Linked DNA regions of Homo sapiens: regions 1, 3, 4, 5, 6 and 7 are each linked to region 2. A link is an interaction called in ENCODE POLR2A ChIA-PET data of the cell type or tissue named here. Cell type or tissue: CD4-positive, alpha-beta T cell. All regions are shown on one strand.

Region 1 (4,000 bases), 98 kb after region 2:
AACCTAGCTCTTATAGCTGGACAAACCATGTTTCCCATCTTCCCTTCCTCTACTTCCCCTGGATTTCTTTTTTTTAATTTATTTTTTTAATTTTTTGGAGAAAAGAGTCTTAGTGTCGCCCAGGCTGGAGTGCAATGGTGCGATCTCTGCTCACTGCAACCTCCACTTCCTGGGTTCAAGTGATCCTCCTGCCTCAGCCTCCCGAGTAGCTGAGATCACAGGCATGCGCCACCATGCATGGCTAATTTTTATATTTTTAGTAGAGACGGGGTTTCACCATGTTGGCCAGGCCGGTCTCAAACTCCTGACCTCAGGTGACCCACCCACTTTGGCCTCCCAAAGGGCTGGGATTACAGGAGTGAGCCACCATGCCTGGCCTTTTTTTTTTGTTTATTTTGTTTTGAGAGAGAGTCTTGCTCTGTCACCCAGGCTGGTGTGCAACCTCTACCTCCTGGGTTCAAGCGATTCTCCTGCCTCAGCCTCCCGAGTAGCTGGGACTACAGGCACGTGCCACCACAGCAGGCTAATTTTTTGTATTTTTAGTAGAGACGGGGTTTCACCATGTTAGCCAGGCTGGTCTCGATCTCCTGACCTCAAGTGATCCATCCACCTGGGCCTCCCAAAGTGCTGGGATTACAGGCGTGAGCCACTGCACCCGGCCTAATTTTTGTATTTTTAGTAGAGACAGGTTTTTGCCATGTTGGCCAGGCTGGTCTTGAACTCCTGACCTCAGGTGATCCGCCTGCCTCGGCCTCCCAAAGGGCTGGGATTACAGGTGTGAGCCACCGTGCCCGGCCGTGGTAACTGTTGATAGGGAATGTGAGGTAGGTACTGTGGTAGGAAAATTAGGGCCCCTCACGGTGCACCCTGAACCTGATTTCTCTTTACTGCAGCGGCCACCATGCTGCCACTGGGCTCAGAGCCCGCCCTGAATGAGCTGCTGCTTCGCAAGGAGGAGGAGTGGAGGGCGCTGCAGGCACACCGCACCCAGCTGCAGGAGGCGGCTCTGCAGGACACACGGAGCCAGCTGGAGGAGGCGCAGGGGAAACTGCGGTGCCTGCAGGAGGACTTTGTCTACAACCTTCAGGTGCTGGAGGAGCGGGACCTCGAGCTGGAGCGCTATGACGCCGCCTTCGCCCAGGCCAGGGAGTGGGAAGAGGCCAGGCGGGCAGAGGTGAGCGAGCTCAAGATAGAGGCAGCTAAGCTGAGGCAGGCGCTAGCCAGAGAGGCCAGGAAGGTGGAGGAGCTGCAGCAGCAGCAGCAGCTGGCATTCCAGGAGCATCGCCTGGAGCTGGAGCGCGTCCACAGGTGAGCCACCGACCGACGCGCCCTCCTGTGCAGTGCCTGGCAGAGGCCCCCACATGCCTCCTGCTCCGCTGTGCTGCCCGAGCACTGCCCACTCTCACTGCCCCTCCTCCCGCTGCTGATTCCAGGCCACGGGAGCTGGTCTGTCTGAGTGGCCGAGTGCCTCGTGGCCTCTGAACATGTGTTTGTTGAGTTAATGTGGATGGATCCAGGAATGCCCTGACTGTCTTTTTCTGGGTTCTGATATAACTCTGAAATTAATGGAGATTGGTTTTAATATTTGGAATTTATTTCATTAATTATAAATCTATATTAATACATATTTGAATTTATAATGATTTTAATGGAAGTCTGTAGTAATTTCAAAACTAAATGAGCTGACTTAAGGCAAGTCGACATAAAAACCTAAAGCCTTTGTTGTGGGGCCTGTGGTGGGGCCCCTGGAACTCAACCACATGCCTGGTATCCCCTCAGCTCCACTCACCCAGCCATGCTGTGGAGAGTTTGAGGAGACAGGAAGGAAGGAGGACAGGCTTCTCTGATAAGCTCTTCCATCCCCCACTTCAGAAGTACCGCAGGTTCATCATAGCACATTAACAGAGGCCCTTCCTGTGTGATGCGTGTGTACAGACGTTAGGAGAGCCGGCTGCATGCTCTGTTTACACTTAACAGGATCCTGGGTACTTTTTTTATGTTTTATGTATTCTTCTAACATAAGCAGCATTTTTTTTCTTTTCTTTTTTTTTGAGACAGAGTTTTTAGCTGTGTTGTCCAGGCTGGATCGCAGTAGCGTGATCTCGGCTCGCTGCAACCTCCATCTCCCGGGTTCAAGTGATTCTCCTGCCTCAGCCTCCCACGTAGCTGGGACTATAGGTGCCCACCACCACGCCCGGCTAATTTTTTTTTCTTTTGTATTTTTAGTAGAGACGGGGTTTTGCCATGTTGCCCAGGCTGGTCTTGAACTCCTGACCTCAGGTGATCCACTGGCCTTGGCTTCCTGAAGTGCTGGGATTATAGACGTGAGCTACCGCGCCTGGCCATAAGCAGCTTTTTAAAGCACTTTTTAAAGCCGCAGGAGTAAACTATTCTTATCATAGAAAGTCATTTCTCAGAGAAGATACTGTGGTGGAATGGCGAAGTGAAAGCCGCCACGGGCAATCTGTTGTGTCATCTCCAGGCCCCATATAGAGCCACCTGCGCACACTGCTCCGAAATGTGCGTCCAGCACTTCCTGATCGATTTGTGGTGTCTGTCCTTCGTGTCAGTGCGCTGGGTTCTGCCACGCCCTTTTAACTGACCAGCTACCCTCTGTTGTGTGTGTTGGGCCGGTTTGCTCAGAAGGGTCTCAGATGGGTGTGAACGGGCCAACAGGACCACACCAGGTGCTCCGGTCCAGCAGAGAGACCTTCTGCGGCAGGTCAGGTGCAAGGAGAGGAGACCCACATTGGTGGGTGTGGTGCCCCTCTAGCTCAGAAGCCCCAACCAGTATTGTGCAGCCAGTATCTCCTGTAGCAGCCCGCAGGGATCGCGTCTGCAGTCCCTGCAGCAGATGTACCCTGAGCGCCACCGTCTTCTGGGAAGCCCACAGTGTTGATGGTCCCTCTCTCTATCGCATCTCGCGGCGTGGATAAAAAGTGCCAGTCAGCAGTCATTTGACCCACGCAGTGCTGCTTGCTAATGTGGTAGACACCCGTGTGCCACCTGCCCAGTGTCCAGGGAAAGAGAGAGTTGAGCTGGAGGTCAGCTTCTCCCTGAGTGGAGGGAGGGTGTCTGGAAGCTCCCGTCCCCAGCATGAAGGCTGGTGCTCAGCCTGCACCTCGTCTGGGCGCCGAGTCCGTGCAGGTGCGTGCAGTGCTTGGACAGCTGAGGCCCACTTGCCCGCCGTGCGGGTGCTGACTTTCTCATAGCTGCTTTCCAGAGTGTTTACAGCATCCTTTTAAAAGTGCTTTACGTTATGTTGTGAAGTGTCTCTTCAAGTCTTTTGCTCATTCTTCTCTCCAAACCTGGGATGTTTTCAGCCATGTTCAGGTACTTTTTCAGTCTCACACTCTTTTTTTTTTTTTGAGACAGAGTCTTGCTCTGTCGCCCAGGCTGGAGTGCAGTGGCGCGATCTCGGATCACTGCAACCTCTGCCTCCGGGGTTCAAGGGGTTCTCCTGCCTCAGCCTCCCGAGGAGCTGTCACTACAGGTGTGTGCCACCATGCCCGGCTAATTTTTGTATTTTTAGTGGAGATGGGGTTTCACCATGTTGGCCAGGCTGGTCTTGGACTCCTGACCCCGGGTGATCCACCTGCCTTGGCCTCCCAAAGCGCTGGAATTACAGGCGTGAGCCACCACACCCAGCCTGCTATAGCTTTTTCTTTGCTGAGATTTGTTTTTCCATTTGCTTTACTAGATTACTTGAAGCGCTTTTATAATGACTGCTGTAGCTTCCTTGTTGAAGAATTCCAGCGTCTGTGTCATCTTGGTGTTGGCATCTACCTATTATCTTTTCTCCTTCAAGCTCAGATCTTTCTTTTTTTTCCTTTTTCTTTTTTTTTTTTTTTTTGAGATGGAGTCTCGCTCTGTCGCCCAGGCTGGAGTGCAGTGGCACGATCTCAGCTCACTGCAAGCTCCACCTCCCGGGTTCACGCCATTCTCCTGCCTCAGCCTCCCGAGTAGCTGGGACTACAGGCGCCCGCCACCACGCCCGGCT
Region 2 (4,000 bases):
CCGTACCCGGCCCAGAGTATGGGACTTTAAGAGCCAGCCTGAGAGCTGGGGTTTGTTGGGAGCAGCAGGGCTCACACCCCAAAGTCAGCGGTGTGTGGAACTTCAGGGGACAGTGGGCAAGCAGCCCATCTTCTCAGCACACAGAGAGGTCCCGAAGCCAGTAAGGAAGAGAAGAATGCACGGTCCGGTCTCAAACAAGATAACAGCTTAGATACATGTGAAAATGCCCAACTGCACTCACTGTTACAGAAATGCAAAGTGCAATTTGCACCCATGAAATTGTAAGCTTCAAAAATCCGTAGTCCAGTATTGGCGACAGCTTGGGAACACAGACGGTCTCCTGCACCAGGTTTTGTTCACAGAATAGAAGAGGAATGCACACAACACAAGAAGAGAATAGCAACCTGGCCAGCGCAGGACTCAGCCTGTAACCCCAGCACTGTGGGAGGCCGAGGTTCAAGACCAGCCTGGCCAACATGGCGAAACCCCGTCTCTACTAAAAATACAAAAATTCACTGGGCGTGGTGGCAAGTGCCTGTAATCCCAGCTACTCAGGAGGCTGAGGCAAGGAGAATTGCTTGAACCCAGGAGGCAGAGGTTGCAGCGAGCTGAGATCGCACCACTGCACTCCAGCCTGTGTGGCAGAGTGAGACTCCGCCTCAAAAAAAAAAAAAGAAAAGAAAAGAAAAGAAAAGGAAAATAGCAACCCACCAGAAAAGTGGGAGGTGCCTGAGGAGATGCAGAGGCCGGGACTCAGGCGTGCCCCTCACCGTGTCGGGGACCTCGCAGCCTCAGAGCCTGGCCACCCATTGGTCCCTCGAAGGAGAAAGACCTGACCTTGGTCCCATAGTCCAGCCCCTTCCACCTCTTGAATTTTTACCATGGACCTCGGGCCTCTTCTGGGTTTGTTGGTTGGTTGGTTTTGTTTTACTGAGTTACTCCTGGAAGGCTGGCAGGAAGTTAGGCATTCACTTGGTTCTTTCCACAGCAATTGTGGGGACTTTATGTGCCCGGCCCAGGCTCAGTGTTGGAGATGGGGCCCAAATCCCTGCCCCGCTGCCCTCCCGCCGGCCTGCCCTGTGACCTCCAGCTCCCACGTGGCTTCCCAGATGCTCCTCAGCCAGCCCCACAGTCGCAGAAGGCCAAGGCCCCTTAAATCCCCCATTTTATAGAAACCTGTAGGTGCCCCCTAGAGCTTCTGCTGCTCTGAACCCACCCTGGTGCATGGCGTGTCCCTGCATCACGTGTGCCCACCTGCCTCCTCAGATGCAATTCTGACATCTTCAGACGCAATTCTGACATCTTCATGACCCCACATTCAACTCCCTGCAGGGCCCGAGGCCACCGTCCAGTGAGGGGCATGCCCTGGGTCCCGTCCTCTGGGACTTTACCAACATTCGGTCACTGTGGATGCCTGGAGCTCCAGGGCTTTTGCCAACAGAGTGGAGAGCTCCTCCTTCTGAACACGGTCTCCAGTCCCATCTCCCAGACCTCCGGCTTGTCACCCCAGGCCCTTCGGGAGTGAAAATCACGACCCTGCCCACTGGGCCCGTCTGCAAGGCTTAAGCCAGCGTTCTGCAGGTGGACAGTGGCTGTCCCATTTCCCGGAGCTCCCTGGGCCCCCTGCCGCCCCCCTGGAGCCCTGGTCTGGCTGTTGGCAGCCTCCCCTTCTCCTCTGCTGCCTTGGAAGGTGTGGGAGCCTCTGCGGGGTCCCGCCTCTCCCTCATGCCACACTCTCCCCTCTGTGCCCTTGCTCAGCCCCAAGTTCCCTGGCCACATCGCAGGTGGCAGGCGCTGACATTGCCTCTGCCAGCCCCAGAGCCCGGCCCCGGGCACCTCTACCACCTACAGGGTCCTCAACTGTAGCTCTGACCCTGGAGGACTGTGGAAGGCTGCTCTGGCTAGAGTGACCCGCCAGGTCCAGGGATATCCTGTGGGGACAGGGAGGAGCTTGGAGCTGGGCGAGGGGGCGCCGTCCTCAGGAAGGTTGCCCAGCCGCTCGCTGCAGCTCTGAGGTTTGGCAAAGGTTCCACTCTGCCGAGCTGGTGTTTGTGTGATCATTTCCTTGCAATGACGTGGGTTCCACTGCTCACAGTCCCCAGGGCATGTCATCCCTCCCAGCCCACAACTTCCGGGTAGACGGTGCCGGGGGTTTACTGAAGGAGACAATCGGGGTGTTGGATGGAAACCTGCCCCTCAGGGCAAGCATCTGGGGTGGGGACACAGCACACGCAGCCTCCAGCAAACACGAGGGGCCGGAAGGGGCTCAGGCCCAAGTGCGCCCTCACCAGACCCGCTCCCCACACGCACGCACACAAGCTTCCTGCACACACACGCTCCCGCACCACACGCCCGCCTCAGCCCTGCGTGACTGTCCCCCAGCCTCGCCCCTCCCGGCCGGCCGTTCCTGTTCCAGCGCCTCCTCCTCCTCCCCAGCCTCGCTGGCTCTTGCTCAGCCCTTCTGGCCTCCGTCCAGGAGGAACCTGGGGCCAGGCGCTTCCCGCACCCAGCACAGCAGCTCTCACCTCACTGTACCGGGAACCGGAGATGAGTCTCTGTTTTCTGTTTCGTCAGCTTATGAGTAATTTATAAATGTAAAAACAAGGACAATAAGAAAAACCTTTATTAACATGTTTAATATGAACATAAGCAAAGAAAACCTCCTTGTACCTGTGGCCAGTAAGTTTGCAAGCACAGACATCTTAAGCAAAGAAGAAAGCCCTTCTGCTCACGTGAGTTGTGGTCCAGGGGCTGGTCACAAAATAGCGCGTGATGACATCCTTCCTGCCACCGACTGCAGGAGAAATCCACCGTCCGCTCGCTCACCGATCACCCACAGGACATTGTGTTCCCCCACCGCTGGCGTCACCGGCCGCGGGCTCCTGGCTCCGTCTGACTCATCTTCTCCCACCAGGTTTCTTTTTGCCACTGTGGGCAGCAGTTGGAAGATCCTGAGCTCTCGGCTGTGTTCTCATTCCACCTCGAAGAGGATGCAGGACCCAGGGCAGCTTGCGGCAAAGCTGCAGGGTGGCACGGTGTTGGGCCATCCTTCCGGATGCCCAATCTTAGGATTGCAGTCACTGTGGCATAGCTGGGAGCCATGGATGGGTGATAATTCCATGGATAATTCCAGGATGATGGACTAGCAGACATCTCATGATAGGAAAGATAAGACCACTGGGATACATAAGTCATATGTTTTACAGGTTTATGAGAAGTTTATCTGCCTGACAAGATGGGTTGATTTGTGCATCTTAGGTCAGGATAGGATGCGTTTTACTCTATTACAAAAGCAAAAGTAACTTTGTGTTCTCTTTGCACTTTGGAAGACCCATAAGAATATTAAACTCATGAGCTGCCAATCCTTATAACATAACTGCTCCAAAAAGCCATTCTAAAACTAGCTTCATGGGGCGCTGGGGGAAGGCGGGAAGGGAAGGAAGGATGGGAGGAGGAAGAGGAGGCTGAGGGGGGTGGAGAGGAGGGAGGGAGGGGCAGCCAGCAGCTGGCAGGTGGTTGGGAGCTCAGGTTCCGGGGCTTCCAGGCATCATGCAAGCTAATGTTTACATCCCCAGGCAGAAATCAGAATATAGGCTCTTTTCATATGTAACATTTCATTTGGCCTATTTGACAGAACGTTAAATAAAATGTCCACTAAACCTCATCACTACTGAGTTGCTAATACTCTCCTTGCAACATGACTGAAACCAGCAGTGCAGGGAGCTGCCCAGAACCAGGAGACCAGAAAGCCATCCTTAGCAACGTCATCTGCAACGCAATTTAAGTGGTGCCTTTTAGACCAACTGCACTGTTGGTATTTTACCCAAGGTTTTGGGGCACAGAGGTATTGGAAGATTCCTTTTCTGGATCATAAGCCACTTCAAAAACCCTCCTGTAATAGTTCATTTCCAATGAAATGCCATTAGGGCAGCATTAGTCACTGCAATCAAGGTACGGAACTCGCCTAAGTGTCCGTCAACGAATGAATGGATAACGAAGA
Region 3 (4,000 bases), 62 kb after region 2:
CCACCCTGCCTGTCTGGACACACTGTGCCGGACGGAGCACCCCACTCCTAATGGAGACCCGCTAGCCCCAGCAGAATCAGGGTTGGTCCAGCACAGTGCACCCCCTCCAGCTCTGAGTCCCACACTGCGGGTGGCTGCCGAGGGGTGCGCGTCCCCCCCCTCGCAAAGCGGGCGTCTGACGGGAAGGGCAGGTGTGGGGAACTGCCTGGGGGCGCAGCGCTCACCTCCCGAAGGGGGCCCGACGAGCACGGCCACCGCCTCCATCAGCAGCACCAGGCCAATGGCACTGGAGAACTTGTGGGTGCCCACGATGGCCATGAGCACCTCGAACTGCAGGGCCCCCACCATGCCGTAGGAGATGCCAAAGAAGATGCAGAAGACCACGAGGCCGCCGTAGTCGCCCGCCGTAGAACCCGCCAGGTCCGCGAGGCCGTTGAAGAACATGGAGAAGCTGAAGAGGTAGACGGAGTAGGGCCGCACCTTCCCAAGCCCCGCCACGAAGCCCGCGGCCGGCCGCGCGAAGATGTCAATGAAGCCCAGGATGGTGAGCAGGAAGGCGGCCTTGGTGTCGGGCACGCCCAGGTCCTTGGCGTAGCTCACCACGAACACGGGCGGGACGAAGAGCCCCAGCACCATGACCGAGGCGGCCACGGCGTAAAGCACAAAGCCGCGGTCCCGGAAGACGCTCAGGTCTAGCAGGCGCCGGGAGGGTCGCGGCGGCCCCGAGCCCGGCTGGGCCGTGACCACCAGGGGCCTCATGAGTGCGGCACACACGCAGCAGTTGAGCAGCAGGCCGCCCAGGATGAGGAAGCCGCCCCGCCAGCCGTAGCGGTCCTGCAGCAGCTGCCCCAGCGGGCTCAGGGCACACAGGAAGACAGGGCTACCTGCTGCCGCCAGCCCGTTGGCCATGGGGCGCCGCTTGCTGAAGTAGCGGTTCAGCATGATGAGCGAGGGCTGGAAGTTGAGTGCCAAACCCAACCCTGGAGGAAAGGGAATGTGGTGAGAGCCCCCCAAGGCTGCCCCAAAGCCCGAGACCCTCATCTCTGCCCCCAGGTTCCCACAGGCTCAGGCTCCCAGGGTGCAGAGCCCCTGCCACCCACCCACTCGAGAGGGGGACAACGAGGTGGGGCCGGGACACCCCGCAGCCACCCGCCCTGCTGTCCTCCAGAGGCCTGGACCCAGGAGCAGAAGTGCACGGCCCCTGCCCCTCCTGGCACGTGCGGCCCACCGGCCGGCCCCACTCACCCGTGATGACCCCAGTGGTGAGGTAGACCTGGATGATGCTCCGGCAAAAGGACGCAGCCACCATGCCCAGCGACGCAAAGAGACCCCCCACAAGCATGACGGGCCGGCAGCCAAAGCGGTTCACGCACACACTGCAGAGCGGACCTGGAGAGGGCAGCAGCTGAGAGGGGCCGGGCCTGCAGCCAGCTCTACCCCCGCCAGCCGACTGAGCTCACAGCCTGGAGCCGGCCTCCCCTTCCCACACCACCCCTCCCCCCGCGGGGCACCAGGGGCACCCCGTGGGCAGGCTCCCCGAGCGCAGGCCATGATGACACGTGAGCGCCGCCTGCTGGGCCCCTTGGGTCCCTGCAGCTCAGGAACAGCCACCTTTTCAGGAACGGCTCTCAGGAGCCTGTCCTCTGAGACGGTCTATAAATACAGCCGACCCGTTTGGACAGGGGCCAGGATGGACTTCGCGCCCTGCCTGGGTTGGCCCCGTGGAGAGCATGTTGCTGCCCAGCAGGATCCTGGCCCCAAGGGCTTCCCTCCAGGGTTCCCTGGGGAGCAGGCGGAAGGCCCTGTTGCTGAGCCCAGCTACACGCGCCCAGCAGGATCCGCCAGCAGAGCCCCGGACAGGGGGCCCGGTGTGAGGCCACCCTCACCTGTCCCGTAGAGCATGGCCAGCAGGATGGAGGAGATCCAGGCTGTGTCGCTGTAGCCGATCCCAAACTCCTGTATGAGCTCCTTGAAGAAGACACTGACGGCCTTGGGGAAGGCGTAGGAGAAGCCAGTGATGACGAAACAGCCGAAGAGCACGGCCCAGCCCCAGCCGCCGTCAGGGGCCTTGACGCCTGTGGGGCCCTCGTCCACCACGGCCCCTCCCATGGCCAGGAGGGTTGGTTCCGCCTCACCTGAGAGAGAAAGCAGGCTGACTCAGGCTGCCCGGGTGACCATCCCAGCTGCAGCCTGGCAGGGGAGGGACACGAGCTGGGTGGCCCGGCAGCTCAGCTGAGGGGCAGCTGCCCGGCACCCACACTTGTGGCCCCCTGACCTGGTGTCTGGTGGAGGCAGGAGGGTTTGGAGGGAGGCTAGCAGCTGTGGGTCCCACTCCCTCTGCACTGCCTCCTGCACCCTCACAGCTGGCTCTAAAGGGCAGTGGCTTTTTTGGGCTCGGCCAGGACTCAGATTACCTCCTGGGACAAGCAGCCCCCGACAGGAACATCGACCTGGCCGTCATTTCTGCCCTGGCTCGCTCTGGCTGACCCGTGCTGGGCAGGGACCACGCACACCATGATTCTGGCAGCAGACGGCACCTCCGGTCCCCAGCACTGAGCTCGCCCCAGGACCTCTGGGGTTGGCATCCTCCAGGTCTCTCCCGGTCTAAATCTAGGTGGAGCGTGCCTTGCTCTGGCTCTCCTGCCCCCAAGGGCCCACTTTGGCTTCAGTGGAGCCCACCAGGAGCTTGCCCAAGAGGAGGCGGGCAGTCTCTGGCGGTGAGGGGCTGGGCCCCAGGCTGGAGGGGGCAGTTGGAAGCACAGGGGCTGCAGTATTAGAGTGGGTGGGGTGGGGAAGTGGGGGCAGAGCTGGCCCCTTGTCCCTGGATGCCCCCTTGCCTCCCACCGGCCCTCTTGCTCAGTGACTCCTCCAGTGAGATCTTGACTCACCCCACCTGTGCCTGGAGTGACCCATAGGCTGCAGCCTGAAATCAGGAGGGGCTAGGGAGGCTCCCATCCAGCCCACGAGAGCAAACCATGCCAGCCCCCACGATGTCTGAAGCTGGTGTCCCTTTCTAAACTCCAGGAGCTCAGCTCGTTTGAGTCAAGTTGGAACCCGAGGTCAGACTTCCATCTTCATGCCCCACCCCACCCAGAAGTCACCTTGTCCTCTCCTCACCAGGGAGCTGCAACCTGAGACCTTGGGTGGTCTAGTCCAACCGGCTCAGCCTCTCCCTGCTGGGACCGTGCTGTGAACCAGCGCCCTGGGAGGCAGCAGCAGGCCTGCTGTGCAAGCTCCACGCCCACCCACGACGCAATCTGTGGGGCTCCACCCCCACCCCCTTTCCTTGGGTTCCTCCTGCAAGCGTGTCCGCAGACCCCTGACCCGGTGGGTCCCCCGTGACGGCTCGTCTTTGCCTCTAAGGCAGACATGTAACTAAAGGCATGCACAAGGGCCAGGACCTTTGCTGGGAGAGTCTGAGCAGTTCCGTGCGTGGCTCCTCACTCCTCCTCCCGGGCCCTCCCCGCATCCAGCCTGCCTGCCTGTCCCCACCACAGGTGCTGTGCCCCCTGGAGTCCCTGCCTCAGAGGTCCGAGGATGGTTTTTAAGGGCTTCCTAAGTGTTCCACGAAGTCACTGTTACTGGGAAATGCTGCTTGACGAGGGGACCCAGGAGCCAGCTGTGGCTGTCTGGATGATGACAAGGCAGACACGGCCCACTGGAGCAGAACAGACCCCCCCACAGAGCCAGAGGTCCACCCCCCAACCTGCACTGGCTCTCTGGGACCCAGGCCTCGGAACCATTTCTGGGAAACCCGGGAGCAGCTTTTGCCTCTGCACCTGGACACCGGATGCCCCCACCACAGTGCCTGGGACAGGACAGAGTGTCGCACGCCTCAGGACACACCACCTTAGGACACACTGCCTGGGGTCACTGAGCAGCAGGGTAGGTCCCGCTCATACTGGTATTGTTTAAAAGGTCCCTAAGATGACAGTATACAGCAGGGTAACTACAAGATATTAAAAATATATGCACTGAGGCCGGGCGCGGTGGCTCACGC
Region 4 (4,000 bases), 170 kb after region 2:
GGGGCTCTCACCCCAGGCAGGCCATGCATAGGCTGCCCTGGCCTTGCAGAGAAGGCTCCTGGGAATGAATGACTGGGGAAGCCTGCTCCATTCCTCCTGTCTGGGAAACAGGTCCCTTCAGTCCGGGCTGTCACCAAATGGTGTGAGTCTTTAATACCAGAAATGTGGGAAGGCATTTCTTCCCAATCTTGTGGGAAAACTCACTGACATGCACCATCAGTACATGTGAATACCAGAGTCCTCTCATTTAAATCCCCACGGCAGGACGCCAAGAGTGCCGAGGATGAGGCTCCTTCCAGACACTTGGGAAAGCACCAGCCCCGCTCAGCACAGGTGGGCAGCAGACTTGACGCCCTGCAAGGCCCGAAGGTGAGAGTGGCGGCGCCCGAGCAAGTGCAGCTGTGTGGGGTGTGGCCAGCAGGGAAGCCGGGGCCTGGGTGCTCTGGGCCTCTCGGAGGGGCCTTCGCTCTGCATGCCTGCCTTTGTGCCGTCATCAGGGACTGCTCACAATGGCAGGGTGAGCTGCAGAGCGTTTGCCGGGTGGTCCCACAAGGGTGGTAAGAGTGTTAGGAGGGCCCCGGGACCCCTAAAGCACATGGGGCCCACGCTGGCCTTTCCTTTCTGTGCCCCTCAGGGTATCTGCCCTGCATTTCAGCTCATTCCCCATCGAAACGAAACAGCCTCTGCCCTAGACATGTTTTGTCATTTAAGTGTTGAGACGAGCACTGAGATTCAGGCCCTGCCCACACTCAGCGTTCCCAGCGCTGAGACTCGCTCCCCGGATGCATCCCTGTCTGCAGCTGCCTCTCCTGGGTGATCCTGGGAGCATCTGCCTGGGCCTTTAAGCCAGGCCCACTGTCGCCTTACTGCTCCGAGGGGAGTGGTTGGGGGGAGTCCTGTGGCTTCCTCTGGGTTGGAGAGGGTGGCTTTCAAGACGATGATGTCTTTTCTAGACACAACACAGCATCCACACGGTGACCTGTAAATCACCTCGGCAGAAAGAAGACAGGTCCCCAAAGCCACCCCAGGCTCCCCAGCACCCTGAGGAGCATGGTCGCCAATCCCACAGCTCCTCCTCCTTTGCCAGTGGCACCCTCCAGGACATGTGGAGGTTGCTAGACCTGGGATCCAGCCCTTCTGGTGTCACCTCCCAGGGTGACTCAACTCCAGGTAGGAGACTGCCCTCCCCAGGAGCTGCCCACAGCTGGCAGCTGGCGAGGGCCACCCTCTCCGAGGGGCATGTGGAGAGTCAGCACCCTGCGTGCCTCCTGCACCCTGAAATCCCTGCACTTTGGTTGAGTAATGCATGGAGTCTCTTTACCTCTCATTTGGCACCTGAGTGTTTCCCGGGTTATGGTGCAAAGCCCTGAAGGGCAGAAACCATGCCATTTCCTAGTGCAGCACCGTACACCCGGGCGCACACTGACTTAGAATGCAGCACCGTACACCCGGGCGCAGGCTGACTTAGAATGGAGCACTGTACACCCGGGCGCAGGCTGACTTAGAATGGAGCCCAGGTGAGACGCGTGGGCATTGGTGCACTTTAGACGGCCCTGCTCCTGGGGAAGAGCCAGGTCGACCCCAGCGATGCTCCCGGGGAAGAGCCAGGCCGACCCCAGTGATGCTCAGCCTCACGGGCCAGACAAGTGTCAGCCGCATCCTCATCCTCGTCCTGCTTTGCTGCGCGGACGTTGCCGCCCTGAGACTCTTCTCTGCACCTAAGTCATAGGCCTGGTAAACTCAGCAGGTCACAGTGCCAGCTCCTGCTACTGGTCTCAGGAAGTTTTCAGAAAAGTCTGTTTGAAGGGTGCACCTTGTGAGGACTGCATGGGTCTGTGATGTAGCGAGAAGGGGGGAGGGAAACAGATGCTGCTTCGAGGCAGCTGGAGTTGCGGGACGTGTGATGTGGTTGGGGCGGGAGCGTGCGTCCTTCCTGTGTGCCTGCATGGAGGGCGTCCCCTTCTTACCTTACAGCTTCTGTCTTCCGTCATGAGGGTGTGCCTCATTCATTTAATCATTCTCTCCTTCATGCGCATTTTAGGCTATTTCCAGTCCTTTACCGTCACAGATACTGTTAGAATAGTAACCTTACAGGCTGCAGTGTGTGTGAAAACACACGTGTACGTGCCCCAGGGGCTTGCGTAGTCAAGGCTGCCCGCGTGCCACGTGTGGTGGACAGCATCGCCTCAGCCTCCGCCACCCACCCAGAGGCTGCTCCCAGCAGCAGTGTCTGAGAGTCCTGTAGCCACACGGAACTTTTGCCGGTGGCAGCAGGATTGGCATCAGCGCCTCTGCTGGGAGGTCGTGCATCTTCGTGTGTGTTTAGGAGCCACTTCCTTTCCCTGTTCTTCAGTTACCTGCCCATTTGTGTATTAGATTGTGGTCTTTCTTATTGATTTGTAGCAGCTCATTATATGTGATAGAAATTAGGCCTTTTCGGTGACAACAATTTAAATGTTTTCTCCCAGTTCTTCATGTTTTTAAATGTTTATTATGGTGTTTTTTTATGTTCATATTTTTTATTTTTATGTAATTTAATGTCCTTGTTTTTTATCTTGTCTGTTTTTTTTTTTTTTCCTTTGAGATGGAGTTTTGCTCTTGTTGCTCGGGCTGGAGTGCAATGGCGCAATCTCAGCTCACTGCAAGCTCCTCCTCCCGGGTTCAAATGATTCTCCTGCCTCAGCCTCCCCAGTAGCTGGAGCTACAGGCACCCGCCACCACTCCAGGCTAATTTTGTATTTTTAGTAGAGACGGGGTTTCACAATGCTGGGCTGGCTCGTCTCGAACTCCTGACCTCAGTTGATCCGCCCACCTCGGCCTCCCAGAGTGCTGGGATTACAGGGGTGAGCCACCGTGCCTGGCCAGAACCACTTCTTATTAACCCCCAAAGTGGCAACGGCTCCCAGTTTTCCATCGCTCACACTTCCCGCATATTCGGACTCCCACCTTTGTCATGGTGCTAAATGTTCCATGTGCTTTTGGAGCTATATCCGGACGGTTCGTTCGGCCACTCTCAGTCTGTTCACAGGCAGTTCCATTGGGTCAGAATCAGTGTCACTTCCTGGTCCTTTTACATGTCTGGCTGATGTAGGATCTCCTCTTTATCCTTCTCTCTCAGGGTTTTCTTGGTTATTTGCATGTATTTGTTTTTTCTTTTTTCTTTCTTTTTAAATTTAGTAGAGAGAGGACTGGAGGCAGTGGCTCGTGCCTATAATCTCAGCACTTTGGGAGGCTAAGGCAGGTGGATCAGTTGAGGTCAGGAGTTCAAGACCAGCCTGGCCAACATGGTGAAACCCCGTCTCTACTAAAAATACAAAAATTCACTGGGCCTGGTGGCGCATGCCTGTAATCCCAGCTACTTGGGAGGCTGAGGCATGAGAATCACTTGAACCTGGGAGGTGGAGGTTGTAGGGAGCTGAGATTGTACCACTGCACTCCAGTCTGGGTGACGGAATGAGACTCTGCCTCAAAAAAAAAAAAAAATTTAGTAGAGATGGTGTCTCCCTATGTTGCCCAGGCTGATCTCAAATTCCTGGGCTCAAGCGATCCTCCCGCTTCAGCCTCCCAAAGTGCTGAGACTGCAGGCGTGAGTCACCATGCCCGGCCTTTTTTGTATATAATTTTTAGACTTGGCTTGTCTGAGTCTGGTTCCCCCAGCCCCTCCCCACAAACACTATTGTAAGTGTTCTTAGGATTGACGCAGCTTCCCTTCTGCCTTAGGAAGGAATGGGGTTGTGTGGCTTCCGTTCCCCGTGTGCTCCAGTGCTGGCATCACGAATGTGGCGCGTTTCTCTCTGTCTTCCACGCAGCCGCGTCCCACTCCGTCTTCCTGACCCTCCCACCTGCACTCCATGGCTCTCCTCTGTGCTCAGGATTCTTAGGGGCACCGCCTCCTTGCATTTTTAATTCACCACAAAACATTTTGTCCAAATTTTCATCAACTCAATGGAAAGTTCTTCTGGAGACGTTCGTGTTCATTCGTTTGCTTGTTTCCTTTCTC
Region 5 (4,000 bases), 93 kb after region 2:
AACACCGCCTGCCTGGAGAGAGGTCAGACCACAGGGTGAGGGCTCAGTCCCCAAGACATAAACACCCAAGACATAAACACCCAACAGGTCCACCCCGCCTGCTGCCCAGGCAGAGCCGATTCACCAAGACGGGAATTAGGATAGAGAAAGAGTAAGTCACACAGAGCCGGCTGTGCGGGAGAACGGAGTTCTATTATGACTCAAATCAGTCTCCCCAAGCATTCGGGGATCAGAGTTTTTAAGGATAACTTAGTGTGTAGGGGGCCAGTGAGTTGGAGATGAAAGCGTAGGGAGTCGAAGGTGTCCTTTTGCGCCGAGTCAGTTCCTGGGTGGGGGCCACAAGATCGGATGAGCCAGTTTATCAATCCGGGGGTGCCAGCTGATCCATGGAGTGCAGGGTCTGCAAAATATCTCAAGCACTGATTGATCTTAGGTTTTACAATAGTGATGTTACCCCAGGAACAATTTGGGGAAGGTCAGAATCTTGTAGCCTGTAGCTGCATGACTCCTAAACCATAATTTCTTTTTTGTTTTTTTTTTTTTATTTTTGAGACAGGGTCTCACTCTGTCACCTAGGCTGGAGTGCAGTGGTGCAATCACAGCTCACTGCAGCCTCAACGTCGTAAGCTCAAGCGATCCTCCCACCTCAGCCTGCCTGGTAGCTGAGACTACAAGCGACGCCCCAGTTAATTTTTGTATTTTTGGTAGAGGCAGCGTTTTGCCGTGTGGCCCTGGCTGGTCTCGAACTCCTGGGCTCAAGTGATCCAGCCTCAGCCTCCCAAAGTGCTGGGACAACCGGGGCCAGTCACTGCACCTGGCCCTAAACCATAATTTCTAATCTTTTGGCTAATTTGTTAGTCCTACAAAGGCAGTCTAGTCCCCAGGCAAAAAGGGGGTTTGTTTCGGGAAAGGGCTGTTACTGTCTTTGTTTCAAACTATAAACTAAGTTCCTCCTAAACTTAGTTCGGCCTACACCCAGGAATGAACAAGGAGAGCTTGGAGGTTAGAAGCACGATGGAATTGGTTAGGTCAGATCTCTTTCACTGTCTGAGTTATAATTTTGCAATGGTGGTTCAAAGACTGCCCGCTTCTGACACCAGTCGCGAGTCCTGGCCTCCGGAACTTCTGACTGACCACTGGCTTCAAGTTGGGGTTCCCACAGCCCCCTCTTTGGGTTCGATTGATTTGCTGGGGTGACTCACAGAACCCAGGGAAACACATACGTGTAACAGTTTATTATAAAGGGTATTACAGAGGATACAGATGAGGAGATGCGTAAGGGGAGATATGGGGGAAGAGGCTTCCTGGAGGACCCCCCCACACCCCACCCACCACTCCCCAGGAACCTCTCCACACCCTGTCCTCTTGGGTGTTTAGGGAGGCTTCCTGAAGTCAGCATTCCTTCCCCCAGGGTAGAGGGTGGGAGCTCTGGGGAGGATCTTATGACCTACAATGGAAAGTCAGGTGAGAGTGGAGACCTGGAAGGATTCTGTTTCCTGAGGCCTGACACGCCCAACATTGCAACAAAAGACTGTGACGTGTGAGAGTTATGAGCCAGGAACTGTGCAAGAAAACCATGATGTGTCATTGTACCACAACAGGTAAACCTACAACATCACCGTTAGCTCAGCTCAGTATTTTTAAAATGAGAAAATCAAAGTGATGGGATGCCCACCCATGCTGTTCCAGCCCCTGCTGGGAGCTGGCTGGTTCAGGGAGCCCCACTGGTTCTCCTGAAAGAGGGTGAACGCACAGCGAGGCCTTCCCTCCCCGGCGGCTTCTCCTGCCGCTCCCCAACCCGGAAGCTTCATGGTCCTTCTTGAAACCAGGTGCTTGCTGGGGACGCCTGCTGGCCGACAGGCAGATTGCGTCCAGATGCTGAGTCCGTGCTTTTGAAAGCCAATTAATCTCAGCCTTGGGGCTTTGGGGATCATCCCGAGATGGGATTTGTACAGAAACAGAGCAGGCCGTTCTATGATGAGGTCAGAAGGAAAGGCGAGCCGAGCCCGGCTGACTTACAGGCCCTTGGTGTGTGGGGCTTCTTATGGGTCCTGAGTGTGATGGATAAAGCGCTGGAGATGCTGGGCTCTCACCGGGTGCTGCACCGAGTCACTTGCTGTATGGATTTTTCAGGCTGCTCTTCTGTGCAGAGCACAGAGGCCTGGGAGCACCCATCTCACATAGAGGGGGTGGTACGTGCCATCTGCCTGTCCTGGCTGCCTGAAGCTTTTGAAAACAGGGTGACCCGCTGAGTCCTGAGACCTGGTGGGAAGGAACCTCACCCAGTGGGGAGATGGGGGCATGGGGACCTGGAGTAGCACGTGCACAGGAACTGGCAGATAAAGGCTGCTCTGGGCCTGCAGGGAGCAGCTGGAGCCACGCAGGCTGGGCCGTGTCCTCGGTCTGTCTTCATACGCTGTGCCAAGGAGATCGGACTTTATTTTGAAAATGGTCAGGAGTCGCGGGCACATTTGAGGCCAGATAAGATTGCATGATCAGATTCTCAGAACGGCAACCCCCATGGGTGGCTGCGACCAATGAGTTAAGGAGGCAAGCCCAGTGGCAGGGCAGCTGGTACAGGACGGGGGCCACAGCAGTCCCTCAGAGAAGAGGCCCGTAGACCTCGCAGACCTCAGGCTCTGCAGAGAACCGTTGTCATGACTCACGGGCACTGTGTGAAGGGTTCTGAGTCATCAGAGATCACAGTGGTGTTCCATCATTTAATGTGTATTTGCTGATAGTCCAATTCTTTCCCTGTGTGTGCACAGGTGTGTGCACAGGTGTGTGCATGTCCTCTGTGTACAAAATGTTTCAGTCGCCAAGACTGTGCCAGACAGTGGGACTCACTACACCCGACACTGGGGTGATGGCGTTGTGCCAACGTGAGATGGAAGTTAGGAAAGCTTCCCTGCAGTGATGTTCAGGTTGAGGTCCCACTGGCAGGAGGAGCCTGCCCTGCGGTTAGGAGGAACCTTGCAGACAGAGCGGCACCTGCCACACATCCCAGGCTCTGAGGGCACGTGGCAGCGACAGGCAGGAGCCTGGGGTCCAGATGTCCTCAGTGGAATGGGAAGCCTGGTTAAGCCTTTTTTTTTTCTTGAGATGGAGTCTCTCTTTGTTGCCCAGGCCGGACTGCAGTGGTGCGATCTCAGCTCACTGCAAGCTTCGCCTCCGGGGTTCACGCCATTCTCCTGCCTCAGCCTCCCAAGTAGCTGGGACTACAGGCGCCCACCACCACGCCCAGCTAATTTTTTGTATTTTTAGTAGAGACGGGGTTTCACCGTGTTAGCCAGGATGGTCTCAATCTCCTGACCTTATGATCCGCCCGCCTCGGCCTCCCAAAGTCCTGGGATTACAGGCATGAGCCACTGCGCCCGGCCCTGGTAAAGCATTTTTGAAAAGATTCCTTTGGCAGCCAAAAAAGTGGGAGTGCACAGCAGAGGCCAGTTGAGGTCTCTTGTGGTAAGACACTGTGGTGGCCGAGGTGTGGGCACAAGGTGGGAGACAGCAAGAGGTCAAGGATCATTACACGGGGTGGACGGTGGGGCCGTTGTAGGAGCTGAGGGAGACGAGGAACAGGAGCGTGGGAGAGTGCTGAGATGGTCGGTAGGGACCCTGTTAGCTCCGGCAATGGGTGGGCACGCAGCAGCTTGGAGGAGCCAGGCTGAGGTGGTCCAGGTGGCGTGATGGTCCTAGGGTGCTGGGCGCGGGGGTTGCATCGCAGGAAGCATGTGGGATGGAGGAGACCGTCTTTGCTCCAGAGCCTCGTCAGAGAAGCGCCGTCTCAGGACCCCCAGGGAGCCCTCGTGCCCCCAGCGGGTGTGCCCTGCTGACCAGCCCTTTCTGGAGGGGCCCACGGGTCTTGCAGCCCCTTACCCACCTCCTCCTTGTGCTTCGTCACAGCCGGTGCTCAGCCTGGCTGTGCCCTTGTACCCGCTCCCTCTGGGAGTTGGGACTTTGTACAACCATTGCTGTGCCCCGAGATGCAGAGGTGCCCGGA
Region 6 (4,000 bases), 160 kb before region 2:
CTAATTTTATATTTTTAGTAGAGACTGGGTTTCGCCATGTTGGCCACGATGGTCTTGAACTGCTGACCTCAGGTGATCCACCCGCCTCGGCCTCCCCTCCCAAGGTGCTGGGATAACAGGCTTGAGCCACCGTGCCTGGCCTTCTATCCTTCTAACCCTTCTAGTGAAACAGGTACTGAAGGACACACACACATCTCTATTGTTTACAATAATAAAAAAGCAGAAGCAACTGTAGCCTTCACCCCACAGGCGAATTCCCCTGGACACAGGTGTACTTAGAATAGGACGCAGCCACCACCGGGGATGAACGACCCATGGAATGTTAGGAAGCCTCCTGCCACGGCGTCACGCGCAGAAGTGCCAGCCACAGAGCAGCATCCACAGGAGCCCATTCCGGCAATAACAGCTACAAAACCCCCCTGCGTGCGCTGCGCGGTTGTTGCCATGGCCTGGAGACAACCGCGGAAGGCGCCGGTCAGCAGCCGTCACCCGCTTCCGCCCCTGCACCGGCTGCTCGGTGACCCTCAGAGGGGCAGGTTCGAAAACGCCTAAAACCCTCTCGAAACGCTTCTGATCATTCCCGCCACGACCGCTGTTTACTCGGACTGTGGTGCGCGGCACGAGAGGCTCGGTCTCCGTGCGTTTCCGCGCTTCGCGGGCGTGGGAAAGATGGACAAGTTCAGGGAGAACCGCGAAGACCGAACCCGCCCTGCAGAGCGCAGCGGACCCCGCGCCGGCCGCCTCCACGCCGAGCGGGCCCAGGGTGCCGAGGCCGGGGGCGCCTTGAAGAGCCCTGAAGCGAGCGAGCGGCGGGCCCGGACCGCCAACCTCGGCCGCCCAGAGCCCCACAGGACAAGCACCAGGCGCGCGCCTCCCCGGCCCGCGGCGCTCACCTTGCGCGTGCAGTGCTCACACTTCATCTGGAGCGCGGCGGGCGGGAGGCCGGGCGCCTCAGCCTCAGGGAAGCACCGGGAGACTGGGACACCACTGCCCGCCGCCCGCGGCCCTTTGTTGTCCTCCCCCGACGCGGCCTCACCCCCAACGGCCGCGCTCGGCCAATGAGAGCACCGGGAGAGGACAAGCCGCACCCCTGGGCCAATAGGATTCCCCACCCTTACGGCTTTGCCTAGGCCAATGACAGTGTCGGGAAGGGGCGGGCCAGGCCCCAGAGCCAATCGGAGCGCGCGGGGCGGACCGCAGGCTCACTCCACGTACGGCGCCGGGGGGACCGGGTCCTTGCGCCGGTTTCCGCTTCTCGTGGGTCCTGCGGCGGCGGCGGCGGCCAAGCGGCGTTCACCAGGGAGTCGGTGAGCGCGCGGACTGTCCCGAGGCCAAGCTGGGGCCGTTCCAGGGTGCTCGGTCCGGTGGTCACGGGGCCTGGAGGCCCCTGGGCCCGCGGAGGCCGCGGCCGGGCTCTGTCAGCCAGCTCGGCGTTGGACACTCGCCTTACTCGCGGCTCCTAACGGGGCGGGCCGGGGGCACAGCCCTCGTCCGCCGCCATTGCCACTTGACGTCGTGTCACGTAGGCTCGGCGGAGTAGCAGCGCGCATGCGCGGCCTGCCTGTCAGTAACCACGTGATGGACCCGGAAGCCCGAGGGCAGATGCTAAATGATGGCCATTTGACATTTGCGTGTGTTCACTATGGATAGTTTTACCAAGTACATTGATTTGGGCCCTTACAGCTTACAAAGTAAAGATAACACTTACTCCTCCAAGAAATTGATTTCAGCTAAGCAAAACATTGATACAGGGCTATAATGGAAGTGTTGGACTCATAAACGTTTTATGAAATCAGTGTGTGTGTATTACAGAAATCAGAAATGAGAAGTAAGAACATGTCTGGGAGAGTGTGACATAAGAAAAATAACTTGTAGGCGTATTTAACAGACAGCAGCAGTTCTCAGGATTCCCCATGTTAGAGCCTTCCTTCCTGTCCTCTGAGAAATGAAAATGAAATCCAAAGACCCCCAACTGACTACACGAACCCCCTACTGGCTAAGGAGATCCCAGGGTTGCCTTGAAGGCAGTTCTCAGCCATGACAGATGGGAGGTGAGACACCTGTTATTAAGGCCAACCCTTGGCTAACTACCATTAGGTTTTCTTGGCTAAGAGCTTAACGGAAACCAGCGCTTTCGAAAGACTCCACCGCTGATAACAACTCTCTCATTTGCAGTTTCGGCCCAATTGACCAGTATTCCTTACTGATAAGAGACACTGACCATGGAGTGGTTCTGGTGAGATGACATGACCCTCGTGAAGGGGCCTGAAGCTTCATTGTGTTTGTGTATGTTTCTCTCTTCAAAAATATTCATGACTTCTCCTGTAGCTTGATAAATATGTATATTTACACACTGCACCTCATAGATTCCTGTTCCCTTTGCCCCTCCCTGGAAGTGTCTGTTTCTGGCTTCTGGCCAGAGGCAGTGCTTCCCTGTCTGTCAGAATGGCCACCCTGCAGGCTGAAACCCTTTATGAGAAGTAAAGCTCTCCTTTCCAGATTTATGAATCTCATCATTCTTCAGCTTGCCATTGCCCATCGGGTTCTTCCTGCCCACTGCACAGACAAAAAGTCAATTCATCAAGATTGCAGCAGGCCGGGAAAAGAGTTTAATTGACACCTGGCAGGCCACACAGGAGACAGTTACTACTCAAATCAGTCTCTCCAAAGGCTCAGCAGTTAGGAGTTTGTTTTTTGTTTTTTTGTTTTTGTTTTTGAGACGGAGTCTCACTCTGTCACCCAGGTTGGAGTGCAGTGGCACAATCTCGGCTCACTACAACCTCCACCTCCCAGGTTCAAGCGATTCTCCTACCTCAGCCTCCTAAGTAGCTGGGACGACAGGCACACGCCACCACGCCTGGCTAATTTTTGTATTTTTTAGTAGAGATGGGGTTTCACCATAATGGCCAGGCTGGTCTTGAACTCCTGACCTTGTGATCCGCCTGCCTCGGCCTCCCAAAGTGCTGGGATTACAGGCATGAGCCACCACGCCTGGCCGCAGTTAGGGTTTTTATGGACAATTTGGTGGGCAGGGGGCTAGGGAATGGATGCTGCTGATTGACTGGGAATGAAATCAAAAGGGTGTGTGGAAAACGGTCCTCAAGCACTGAGTCTGCCTCTGGGTGGGGCCACAGAAACCAATTGAGTCCTGAGTAGCAGGTTGGGGTGGGTTCACTCTGAAAAACATCTCAAAAAGCCATTCTTAGGTCCTGCAATACTGATATTATCTATAGGTGCAATTCGGGAAGTTGCAAATTTTGTGACCTCTGGCCACATGAGTCCTGAGCAGTGAGGGACTGTAGAAACTAGGCCTGCATTTTAGCAGAGTTCAGGCCACTCCCACAATCCTAACCTTGTGGCCTTTCATTAGCTTTACAAAGGCAATTTCAGCCCCAGAAGTGGGAGGTGATAGTTTTAGGAAGGGACTATTATCATCCTTGTTTCAAGGTTAAACTGTAAATTCCTCCCAAAGCTCCTAAAATTAGCTTGGCTTATGCCCAGGAACAACTGGACAGCTTGGATGTCCAAAGGAAGACGGAATTAACTGTGTGAAATTTCTCTGTCTTTTTTTTTTGAGACAGGGTCTCACTCTGTCACCCAGGCTGGAGTGCAGTGGCGTGATCACAGCTCACTGCAGCCTCAACCTCCTTGGATCAAGTAATCCTTCCACCTCAGCCCCGCGGGGTAGCTGGGACTACAGGCTCACACCACTGTGCATGGCTAAGTTTTAAATTTTTTGTAGATACAGGGTCTCCCCATGTTGCCCAGGCTGTTCTTGAATTCCTGGGCCCAAGTGATCCATCTCAGCCTCCCAAAGTGCTGGGATTACAGGTGTGAGCCACTGCACCCAGCCTCTATCACTGCCTTAATCTTTGCAAAGGCAGTTTCAAGTTGACACTTCAAAGTTGAGCTCAGGCATGGTGGCTCATGCCTGTAATCCCAGCACTTTGGGAGGCCGAGGCAGGCGGATCACTTGAGGTCAGGAGTTTGACACCAGCCT
Region 7 (4,000 bases), 57 kb after region 2:
TGTGCTCCCAACCCCAATGCGCAGGGCAGTCTGTGTTCGTGGGCACTTCGGCTGGACCCCATCACGATGGACGATGTTCCCTTTGGACTCTAGGGCTTCGAAGGTGTGCACCTTGGTTCTCCCTTCTCCTCCCCAGAGTTCCCCGGATGCCATAACTGGCTGGCGTCCCAGAACACAGTTGTTCACCCCCCCACCAGCTGGCTGGCCGTCTGCCTGAGCCCATGGATGCTTTCTCAATCCTAGGCTGGTTACTGTGTAAGCGTTTTGGAGTACGGGGCCTTGAGCGGGTGGGAGCTGTGTGTTGAAGTACAGAGGGAGGTTGGGGTGGGTCAGAGCCGAGTTAAGAGATTTTCTTTGTTGCTGGACCCCTTCTTGAAGGTAGACGTCCCCCACCCGGAGAGACGTCGCGCTGTGGCCTGAAGTGGCGCAAGCTTGCTTTGTAAATATCTGTGGTCCCGATGTAGTGCCCAGAACGTTTGTGCGAGGCAGCTCTGCGCCCGGGTTCCAGCCCGAGCCTCGCCGGGTCGCGTCTTCGGAGTGCTTGTGACAGTCCTTGCCCAGTATCTAGTCCCCGTCGCCCCGTGCAGGAGACGTAGGTAGGACGTCGTGTCAGCTGTGCACTGACGGCCAGTCTCCGAGCTGTGCGTTTGTATCGCCACTGTATTTGTGTACTTTAACAATCGTGTAAATAATAAATTCATAATGACTTCTACCTTTCTTCCCTCCCCTTTCCATGTGGTCTTTATTTCATCAGCTTGAGAGTTTTCACTGTGTTGAGGTGAACTGTGTGAAAATACTTCTTTGAGATGGCTGTTTGTTCTTTCTCAGCCTGTGGGTGTCTGGGAGCTGGCAGAGCAGGAGAGCTGCCCCCTGGGCCTGCTGCCGGGCAGGGAGGGGTGGCGACTGCTCCTCGCCGTGCTGCCCCCTTGGGCTCTGTTGTGCACACAGAAGTCCACGCACTTTCTGTGTGACGGTTCTGGAGAGTCCCTGCCTTCTCGGGCGGCACCGGCAGCCGCACTCCAGCCGCCTGGGGTGAGCGCATGTCCCTTCCCCCTGCCATAGGGCCGTGGTGCTCAGGGATCCCCCTGTCGCTTGAGCTGTTGAAGCCCAGGAGCTGCCCGATGGCCCTGCACAGGCACAAGGAGATAGGGTTCCTCTTCCCCCCCCCCCCAGAGCACACAGCAGTGGCCCCTATCCAAGGCCTGCGGGGGCTGTCAGGCTGCCAGAGCAGGGAGGTCTGCACCAACTCCTAACCTGTGCTCGTGTGTGGGTGAGCTCAGCCAGGCTAGGCCGCCTCCCCTCCCAGCTCCCCTCCCACCCCCACCTCCACCCAGTACTCTCCACTCCAGGCCACTCCCTTGGCCCCTTGGCCAGGGTCACGCTGCCTAAGAGGAGGATATTTTTGTTTGTAGTGAAAAAGCACAGGGACTTCGGGTCACTTGCCTGGAGGTTGCTCTAAGAACGGTGTAGCTTTCTGAGCCCCACGTTCCGGGGCTGTCCCGCCAACTCTGCCTGTGATGCACTCCTTCCCCAACCGTGGGGATGCCCATGGCCTGGAGCTCTGCCAGCCCCTCCTGCCCAGACTTTGCCTCCTCCCAGGCCCTTCCTCTCAGCCATTCTGGCTGTGCCCTGGGCATCTGAGCTGGCTTCCGGGCCTTCCCTGTCTCCAGCCCGCCTCACGTGGTTCCCTCTTGCTGCCCCAGACTGAGACACCGTGTGGGGCCTCACTGTGGCCGTGGGTGAGGCTCAGCCCCTGCCCCGCTCACCGGCCCCAACCGGAAAACGGCAAGACCCAAGTTCCAGTTCCTGCCTGAGCTTCCCAGGCCTGCAGCTGCCCTCCTGGGGTTCCCTGCCCTGAGAGGGAGCAGGGGCTGCATGTCCTCAAGGCCTGTTCCATCTCATCTGCGGGGGCATGAGCGGACAGAGTTAGAGGGCTTGTTCTCTGAACCTGAGTCTGGCTGGGTCTGTGTCCTCAGGCATGGTTTAGACGCTGAAAAGAGCAGGCCCTCCAGGTACTGGGCAGCGCCTCCCGGGAGCTTCACCATAGACCCCTCGGAAGGCTGAGGGACGGCAGCGTCCGGGGCCACCAAGCCCTTTCTGGGTCCCCTGTGCCTCCCCCGCCACCTCCCCCGGCACAGGCCTTGCACACATCTGTTCCAGGGCTGTTCTCTGGGAAGGCCCAGGCCGGGCGGACACCTCCCTTCTCCCTCTGATCTGGGATCATGTGAAGAAGTCTGTGCGCCCTCTGCCCCCCACCCCCACCCCAAGTAGCAGTGGGTTCTGGACGGACGTGTCTCTGGTCAGGGGATCTTCACAACACGGTAGACCTGAACCACTTTTGGCACTAGAATCTGTCGCCGGGGTTGGGGGATAGCTCTGCAGCCCACGCACCAGACCTCTGCCCCCAGCTTCTTCCCAGTGGGCTCCGGGCTTCCCTTCCCTTCCCCTTCACTCCTGCCTGTCGGGTCAGAGCAGACCCACTGCCCCATGGCTTCCCTCCTTTAAAGGCACCAGCTGAGGGAGGAGGTAGTAGAACTCAGCGCCCACTCACGCCCACCCTGCGGCACAGGGACCCCAGCCCCCACACGTCCTGTGCCCCCAACCAAGCGTGGCTGCCTTCCCACATCTGGACCACTCCTGAATCACTGAGCACGGTCCCTCAGGCATGTCTGTCCGGGAGCAGCACTGCCTGGCTACTTTGTGTTGAGCCTCTGCTGTGTGCTGTGGGTGTGGGGACCAGAGTGGGGCAGACGAGGGGTGACAGTTGAGCTAGAGAGACTGCTTCCTGCCTAGGGGAGGGTGAGGGCCCGAGATACCTGGAAACAGGGTTCCAGGAGCGAGCACCCCTCACCCGGCCCATGACCTCCCTGCCAGTACCTCTGTAAGCCCAGGTCACTCCTGAGGTCAGCAGAACCAGGGACAGCCAGGTCCAGAGGCGGCAACCCCTGGGTGTGAGCAGTCCCCTGGTGGCCCTGATGTGGGGGTGCCAGCGGGGGAAGGCCATGTGTCCTCTGAGGCCCGGGCTGCCTGCTCCCCACCTCCTCGTCTGCTCCCTGCCTCCTCGTCTTTCTCCCTTCAGCTGCTGGGTGGGACTGGTGGACTCTGCCGAGACACATGGGCCTAGCTGTGCAGAGTCTGACCTTGATCCCTGCAACTGCTGGCACTGCCCGCCAGCCTGAGCCCTGCTAGAGGCCTCCACAGCCCTGAGGCTGCAGGCAGGAGCCTGGGCTGCAAGAGCTCAAGCCCAGCTGGCGCAAGGCCAGGGGCAGATGGGGACAGCTGGACCTGAGATGTGCACTTTTCGCTTGCTTTTCATTGCAGAGGAGCAGGGACATGGCATCTCTCCGGCTGCACGCGGCCCGCCAGGGCACCCGCTGCCGTCCCCAGCGCCCACGACGCACCTACTGAGGGCCCCGGCGGCCTCTGACCGGGCTCCCAGCCACGCAGGCCACTGCTGGCCACGAGGGCAGGTGGGTGTTAGGTGTCCAGGACAAGCCCAAGCGCTGGGCCGGGCTGGATGGAGGACAGGGTGCAAAGACCAGCCCTGGGCACTGACCACACCACGCACACTGCCAGCCAGGCAGAGGGGCGAAAAAGGGAAGGCAGGAGGGTCCTGTTTCTTAAACACAGCAGTGAATAAAGTGGCTTGTTCCACCTCAGCTCCCATCTAACCACCACGTAGGGGCTCCCTGGCACATTTCAGAGGCCACCCTGGCACAGCGGCCTCCAGGCACCTGCCCCGCAGCCCCCTCCATGCAGCGCCTGCCCCTGCTACGAATGCTATGCCGCTGCAGGGAAAGCTGGCGAGGACAGAGCCACGGTAGGAACAGCCAGGCCATCAGCAGACGTGCGAGTCAGGACACAGGCCACACAGCAAAACCACATACTCCTAGGAAACCGTTGGTCCTAACACTCCACCCACACGCAGGTTTATTTCCATCTTCCAGGGGTGGAAAGAGCTGTCCCCAAGACACTCAAGAGGGGTGGGCACAGGCCCCAT

Evidence for each region. ChIA-PET counts read pairs that join two places held together with the same protein. Peaks named below come from ENCODE experiments on the same cell type or tissue, not always from the same donor. Only the 100,000 strongest peaks of a DNase experiment are listed, where the experiment ranks them.
Region 1: POLR2A ChIA-PET joins it to region 2 with 14 read pairs; 16 of 35 experiments call an interaction of 5 or more read pairs at or near these places.
Region 3: POLR2A ChIA-PET joins it to region 2 with 24 read pairs; 24 of 35 experiments call an interaction of 5 or more read pairs at or near these places.
Region 4: POLR2A ChIA-PET joins it to region 2 with 14 read pairs; 4 of 35 experiments call an interaction of 5 or more read pairs at or near these places.
Region 5: POLR2A ChIA-PET joins it to region 2 with 23 read pairs; 16 of 35 experiments call an interaction of 5 or more read pairs at or near these places.
Region 6: POLR2A ChIA-PET joins it to region 2 with 12 read pairs; 4 of 35 experiments call an interaction of 5 or more read pairs at or near these places.
Region 7: POLR2A ChIA-PET joins it to region 2 with 27 read pairs; 24 of 35 experiments call an interaction of 5 or more read pairs at or near these places.

What each region holds. Positions count from the first base shown.
Region 1 is chr17:82,198,846-82,202,845 of GRCh38, reverse strand. CCDC57 (coiled-coil domain containing 57) reads left to right here. Exons shown (of 19, transcript NM_001394669.1): 2 at 894-1,308. The coding sequence starts at 902. Among named protein-coding and RNA genes, the nearest start is that of CCDC57, 12 kb to the left of the region's middle. In CD4-positive, alpha-beta T cell, no CTCF peak of the experiment used is centred here; DNase peaks (open chromatin) are centred at 1,145 and 1,835; H3K27ac peaks cover 663 bases.
Region 2 is chr17:82,296,402-82,300,401 of GRCh38, reverse strand. No RefSeq gene overlaps it. Among named protein-coding and RNA genes, the nearest start is that of LINC01970, 5.6 kb to the right of the region's middle. RefSeq lists an enhancer at 1,834-2,465. In CD4-positive, alpha-beta T cell, no CTCF peak of the experiment used is centred here; DNase peaks (open chromatin) are centred at 761, 1,291, 2,131, 2,811 and 1 weaker place; H3K4me3 peaks cover 2,687 bases; H3K27ac peaks cover 2,924 bases.
Region 3 is chr17:82,234,118-82,238,117 of GRCh38, reverse strand. It overlaps SLC16A3 (solute carrier family 16 member 3), which reads right to left. Exons shown (of 5, transcript NM_004207.4): 2 at 1,887-2,135; 3 at 1,246-1,389; 4 at 225-980. The coding sequence starts at 2,109. MIR6787 (microRNA 6787) reads right to left here and starts at 1,450; the gene lies at 1,390-1,450. RefSeq lists enhancers at 88-859, 1,684-1,873. In CD4-positive, alpha-beta T cell, CTCF peaks have their summits at 1,371 (motif pointing right) and 1,570 (motif pointing left); DNase peaks (open chromatin) are centred at 717, 1,557, 2,117, 3,447 and 4 weaker places.
Region 4 is chr17:82,124,862-82,128,861 of GRCh38, reverse strand. CCDC57 (coiled-coil domain containing 57) reads left to right here. Exons shown (of 19, transcript NM_001394669.1): 17 at 265-369; 18 at 954-1,170. Among named protein-coding and RNA genes, the nearest start is that of FASN, 29 kb to the right of the region's middle. In CD4-positive, alpha-beta T cell, a CTCF peak has its summit at 2,284; DNase peaks (open chromatin) are centred at 407, 951 and 1,901; H3K4me3 peaks cover 1,895 bases; H3K27ac peaks cover 4,000 bases.
Region 5 is chr17:82,203,882-82,207,881 of GRCh38, reverse strand. The region is part of intron 1 of CCDC57 (coiled-coil domain containing 57); the gene reads left to right. Among named protein-coding and RNA genes, the nearest start is that of CCDC57, 7.0 kb to the left of the region's middle. RefSeq lists enhancers at 1,366-1,475, 1,546-1,605, 1,090-1,891, 1,715-2,009, 1,936-2,115 and 1 more. In CD4-positive, alpha-beta T cell, CTCF peaks have their summits at 1,624 and 1,823; DNase peaks (open chromatin) are centred at 1,541, 1,821, 2,295 and 2,634; H3K4me3 peaks cover 335 bases; H3K27ac peaks cover 1,168 bases.
Region 6 is chr17:82,455,724-82,459,723 of GRCh38, reverse strand. NARF (nuclear prelamin A recognition factor) reads right to left here and starts at 983. Exons shown (of 11, transcript NM_012336.4): 1 at 894-983. The coding sequence starts at 920. NARF-AS2 (NARF antisense RNA 2) reads left to right here and starts at 1,205. Exons shown (of 3, transcript NR_184099.1): 1 at 1,205-2,051; 2 at 2,176-2,286. RefSeq lists enhancers at 229-1,061, 1,495-1,644 and a silencer at 645-1,464. In CD4-positive, alpha-beta T cell, no CTCF peak of the experiment used is centred here; DNase peaks (open chromatin) are centred at 453, 1,143 and 1,543; H3K4me3 peaks cover 2,138 bases; H3K27ac peaks cover 1,822 bases.
Region 7 is chr17:82,239,384-82,243,383 of GRCh38, reverse strand. SLC16A3 (solute carrier family 16 member 3) reads right to left here. Exons shown (of 5, transcript NM_004207.4): 5 at 3,298-4,000. CSNK1D (casein kinase 1 delta) reads left to right here. Exons shown (of 9, transcript NM_001893.6): 9 at 1-717. Among named protein-coding and RNA genes, the nearest start is that of MIR6787, 4.7 kb to the right of the region's middle. RefSeq lists an enhancer at 3,813-4,000. In CD4-positive, alpha-beta T cell, no CTCF peak of the experiment used is centred here; DNase peaks (open chromatin) are centred at 1,073, 1,593, 2,803, 2,943 and 1 weaker place; H3K27ac peaks cover 586 bases.